Regions from separate parts of the Homo sapiens genome. Here region 2 is linked to region 1. Evidence: chromatin contacts called from ENCODE Hi-C or POLR2A ChIA-PET data. All regions are on one chromosome and are shown on one strand. The core of a region is the stretch at or near the end of the contact, and the rest is flanking DNA. Distances in the headings are between cores, read along the strand shown.

What was found. A loop is a pair of places that touch in the nucleus more often than their neighbours do. ChIA-PET counts read pairs that join two places held with the same protein, here RNA polymerase II (POLR2A). Pooled maps may share reads with other maps.
Region 2: a loop to region 1 is called in a map of mammary epithelial cell, with 8 times the contacts of the local background. The contact joins two enhancer-like sites. A Hi-C loop is called at or near these places in 4 of 168 maps with a recorded cell type or tissue (Calu3, HCT116, PC-3 and 1 more) and 3 of 50 pooled maps. POLR2A ChIA-PET finds 5 or more read pairs at or near these places in 2 of 52 experiments (H1 and HCT116).

What each region holds. Positions count from the first base shown.
Region 1 is chr2:19,486,993-19,489,692 of GRCh38, forward strand. It overlaps LINC01808 (long intergenic non-protein coding RNA 1808), which reads left to right. Exons shown (of 6, transcript NR_183418.1): 5 at 1,376-1,497. Among named protein-coding and RNA genes, the nearest start is that of LINC01808, 19 kb to the left of the region's middle. RefSeq lists an enhancer at 646-1,845. Within about 2 kb of position 1,444, at least 3 of the 41 ENCODE cell types and tissues checked have a DNase peak (open chromatin) inside an H3K27ac peak, as active enhancers do; they include PC-3 and mammary epithelial cell, where a contact is called at or near this core.
Region 2 is chr2:19,537,193-19,539,892 of GRCh38, forward strand. No RefSeq gene overlaps it. Among named protein-coding and RNA genes, the nearest start is that of LINC01808, 70 kb to the left of the region's middle. Within about 2 kb of position 1,324, at least 11 of the 41 ENCODE cell types and tissues checked have a DNase peak (open chromatin) inside an H3K27ac peak, as active enhancers do; they include PC-3 and mammary epithelial cell, where a contact is called at or near this core.

The DNA.
Region 1 (2,700 bases), core at 194-2,693:
TTTTAAACAGCTCTATAATTCCAGCATTGAACTTGAGCATGATCATTATTTCCTCCTCTCCTCATCTCACAATATATCCATACCAGCACAACCAAGACTCTCAATGTCAACACTGTTTGCTTTCCTTGTGGAGCAAGACACGTTCAGTCCCATGCTATCACACATTTAGAGCAGATGTTCCTAAAAAGGATAAACCAGGTGCTTAACATATTTTATTCCAAGGGGTAATTTTAGAAATTATTGCAATCAATGAGCTAATAATAATGGTGGTAATGATGAGGCCAAGTTATTATTACTTATTACCTTTAATCATCGACAGCAACTCAATTGGACATAATTAGAGACATCATCATAAATAACGTGGAGCAGATGGAAGATGCCGGGCTTTTCATTTCGAGGACTGAGTAGGAAGGTTAATGATGGAAGAATGGGCATAAAGAATGGGGCGTTTATATCACAAATCCATCCTGCACTTGAACCTTTCCTGTCTGAAACCCATACAAACAGCTGAATTAGACAGAAGGTATAAGCAGCCAACCCTGCACTTTCAATGTCCACTCACTCACTTTGCAACAGCCTTCTGCCCATCACTCATTGCCAGACCCCAGTTCTGCCCCATTTCTATCCATGTGGGTTAAGCAGTGGCCTTCTTTCTTTCTTTCTTTCTTTTTTTCAATTTCAATGGCAAAAGGGAAATAGAGCAATAGTCTTTCCTGATCTTCCCCCAATCTCTCTTTGAAAACATGCAAATGCTTTAGTTAGCCATTTAGTATTAACTTAAAATTTGGCATGAAATGCAGTAAGAAACATTACATGACCTCCGCACATTAACTTAGTAAAACAACTATTTCCTATGTATGGCAACTGTAGTACAGGTGCAGAGGAGTACACCCACAAGTAAGACACAGTTAGGTGTTCAAGTGGGATAACAAATTGATGTCGAAAAGGAAACCTGGGCTGTGAAGTTGTATACTTGGGGTTTAAATCCTGCAACTGCCATGTACTGAACCATTATACTGGGCAAGTTATTTTTCTTTCCGGAGCCTCTGTTCTATTGATTGTAAGTGGCTAGCTTGTTAGCAGTGCCCTCTCTGTGGACCAAGATACCCTTGTCTTTTTCTCCATAAAAGAACCCTTCTCACCAGACTTCAGCTGTGGTAATTGTCCTGTCTCACCCATAGATTTGGAGAAGGTACTGCAATGGATTATTCCTTTCTCTGCCTCTGGTACCTGGCACATACTAAGTACTCAACAAATGTTAGAGTAGATGTTTCTAGAAAGGATAAACCAGATGCTTAACATATTTAATTCCAAGGGGTAATTTTAGAAATTATTGTAATCAATGAGCTAATAATATGTTTTCATGTCCCTAAAGGAACTTGAAGTCTAAATGGGCAGACAAGACCAACATACACAAAGCAGAGAGTGGCACAAGAGCCATGTCTGATGCAACAGTGACTCAGGAGGATCACTCTGACTCAGAATGGCCAAGCAAAGGTATTGGGAGGAAGTGGGATAGAACTGAGCTTTGAAGACCGTGCTAAAATATTTACAGACTCCCCAGGTTATCTCAAGTTCTCTCCAGGAATTAGCTTCACCTCTTTGTGCTTTGGCTCCACATCAGTTAAATAGTGGTAACGTTTGATCGTTAAGAACCATGTAGAGATGAAACAATTTTCAAAGTTTTTTAATTAAGTGTACTCATTGCCACTCAAAGACAAATACCATATAAATATAATAATAATCATATTGAGAAACAAAATAGCAATGATGCAGATACTCATGTACTGTTTCATGTTTGTGGTCTTTGAGGGGAGTTTTTACTCAAATATCCCTAGATGAATAAATACATATGGTCTATAAATATGTCCCAAAGCAATTTTCTCCACTTGAACCTACATATACTTCACTATAGAACTGAAAACAAATTTATTTAAAACTTCTTTTATGTGGTTGTCTGTTGAAAAAAAAATCAGAACTCTCATTAAAGCCAATAAGAATTTGGTATAAAAAATTAATAGCAGGATATGAGCTTATAGAATCTTATCAATAATATCTTTATGATTCATTGGTCTCTTTGTGATGTGCCAAACATAACCAGGATTTATTGATGAATATGATATTTGGGGGTATAAAAACTTTATATATGTTTTTCTTTACTCAATTAGTGAATCTTGTCTAAATTAATATTGTCATGAGATTTCATTTAGCAATGGCCAGGTATCATGGCCAAATAGATACTTTGACTTGAATTATCTGCCTAAATGTTCTAATTCTCCACTTTACTTCACGAAACTGAGGAAATTCAGCTGTAATAAAAATCTTAAATTTGAAAAAAAAATAAGTGTTTTGTACAAAGTTCTAGGAGTGAGACGTGCAAGGGGATAAAAATATGAATAAGAAAGTCCTAGTACTAAGATTACATCTTAGTTGATAAATGCATTGGAAGAAAGAGAAAACTATTAAGCCAATACAAAGCACCAAAGAAATACGTGAAATAAGGGAGATAAACTCATGTTCCTATGAAATCTCCAAGAAGGGAGAGATTCTATTCGGTCAGGGAGATGACAAAGGAGCGTGGATTGGTGGGCCCCTGGGAGGCTTTGGACGAGAAGGGTTGGAAGCGTTGTCACTGCAGAGCGAAGAGCCTGAGAAATGACAGGGAATCAGGAAAACACAGAGAAAGCAACGAGCATTCCT
Region 2 (2,700 bases), core at 74-2,573, 50 kb after region 1:
AATCAAAATAATGATACAGGATATGAAAAGAAAATTCTTCAGTGAAGTAGGTAGCATAAATAGAAAACAGTCACAACTTCTGAAAAATCAAGGACACACTTAGAGAAATGCAAAATGCACTGGAAAGTCTCAGCAATAGAATTGAACAAGCAGAAGAAATAACTTCAGAGCTCAAAGACAAGGCTTTTGAATTAACCTAATCCATCAAAAACAAAGAAAAAAAAGAATTTTAGAAACTGAACAAAGCCTCCAAGAAGTTTGGTACTATGTTAAACGTCCAAACCTAAGAATAATTGGTTTCCCGAGAAAGAAGAGAAATCTAAAAGATTGGAAAATGTCTTTGAGAGAATAATCAAGAAGAGCTTCCTCAACCTTGCTAGAGATATAGATATCCAAGTACAAGAAGCTCAGAGAACACGTGGGAAATTCATTGCAAAAAGATCATCAACTAGGCACATAGTCATCGGGTTATATAAAGTCAAGACAAAGGAAAGAAGAGCTATGAGGCAAAAGCATCAGGTAACCTATAAAGGAAAACCTATCAGATTAACAGCAGATTTCTCAGAAGAAACCCTACAAGCTAGAAGGGAGTGGGGTCCTATTTTTAGCCTCCTTAAACAAAACAATTCTCAGCCAAGAATTTTGTATCCACTGAAACTAAATTTCATAAATGAAGGAAAGATACAGTCTTTTCCAGGCAAACTAATGCTGAGAGAATTCACCACTACCAAGCAAGGACCAGACTGAAAGAAGCCAGACACATAAGGCCACAAAGTGTATGATTCCATTTATATAAAATATCCAAAATAAGTAAATCCATAGAGACAGAACGTAGATTAATGGTTGCCAGGGTTTCAGGGGAGAGGGAGAGGAGGAGTGAACACTTTACAGGTACAGGGTTTCTTTTGGGGTAAAACAAATTCTAGAATTAGGTAGTGGTGATGGCCGTACACCATTATAAATGTTCTAAAATCCACTGAATCGTAAATTCTGAAATAGCTAAAATGGCAAATCTTATGCAACGTAAATTTTATCTCAATAAAAAAAATTTTAAACAAAGAAGTGCCATAAAATCTCAGATAGGATTGAAAGAAAAGTATTTTACAGATCAGTGCTTTTTTCCTCACTTTTTTATTTGTTTTCATGGAAATTACCATATGTAGGGAAAACTATGCTTTTACTACAAGTTCAGGCTGTGCGATGAACTGAAAAAAAAAAAAAAAAATCCAGAGATTTCAGAGTCAGTTCTGGCTCTGACATTAAAGAACCGTATGATTCTGGGGAAGTCCCTTTTTCTCCTCTGGGCTGCATTCACCTCAGATGACACCATGGTGTCCACCTGTGCAATATATGGGCTAGGCCTGGTCTGGATCCAGGAACTACATAGAAAGGCCATGAGTCAGTTCTGAGCCTGACTCATTACGAGATAGGTTAATGGTAAAGCAAGAGGAGATAGGAAACAATTCAGAGTTTTTCCTACGTCTTCCCCTGAATTATCCTCATCTGTGGGCAAAATGCTCAAGAATGATATTTTTAAAAGGGTGACGATATTTGGTTAAAATGTCCACGGAGGAAGGGGAGGTAAGGACTGTGAGAAGCGTGCCCAAACCACAGAGCTTCCAAACTGCAGTCCACATCACCAGCAACAGCCCTAATGAGCTCTGTGCTGGACACTCCCCACTGAATTACATAATACATTTCCGTTTCATTTCATGAATCACAACTTGGGATACAATGTTCCTGGGTTGCAGTTGATATATTTTAGAGATTACCAAATATTTCAAAAAGAAAAATTGATTTTATTAAATTCATATGTAAAATGTCTGTATGTCAGCCAACTTATTTATTTTCAAATTTGAGATTTTCTTAAATGTTGTAGTTACAGCTCAATGTCAAGAGAGTTCTCAATAAACCCATTAATGAATAGCGAGACTGCCGTTGCCCCTGGATTCTTCATTTCTTTTGAGAGTTCAGTTCCTGGTTGATGACGGTGGGTTTCATTTCAGCTGCCCCTCTTGGGTGAGAATGAGAAAAAAAGTGGTAGAGCTTCAGACCACGGATCAGGGGAAGTGGAACTCACATAGGCAACTATGTAACAGTGAGTTTTGTTCACTATAAGACTACAGTACAAGCCGTATATACAAACATTAACTCCTTTGCGGCTGTCAATGTTACTGGTATCCATCAGGACTCACTGGTCTTTTCTCAGGGCGACAAGGGAGCTAGAACGCAGGTCTGTGAATCAGAAAGACACAGTTCAAATCTTAGCTCAGCCACTGGCAGCTGTGCAACTTTGGGAAGGCTATTTAACCCCCCTAAGCTTCAGTGTATTAATCTGTAACGTGGGAATAATAAAAATGCATGGGTCATGAGTGCTTGCAAGGACTAACGACAGGAGATATGCAGAGTGATTAGCATAGTGCCTAGCACATAGTAAGTGTTCAATAAATACTAGTCATGTGTAATTGTTGTTATCCTACCTTAGAAGCAGCAACTTTGAATTGTAAATTGAGTTTGGGCTGATCTAGTATGTCCTGAGTTCATTTTCAAAACTTATGATCAAGTTCACTTTTGTGAAGGCACATACTCTTTGAGAATGTGAACTGGCTGTACATCATTCATTCATTTGTCATTTCTTTATTCAGTCATTTACTTACTATTTTGACCATCATCTATGTGCCTGACAGAATGTTAAACCTT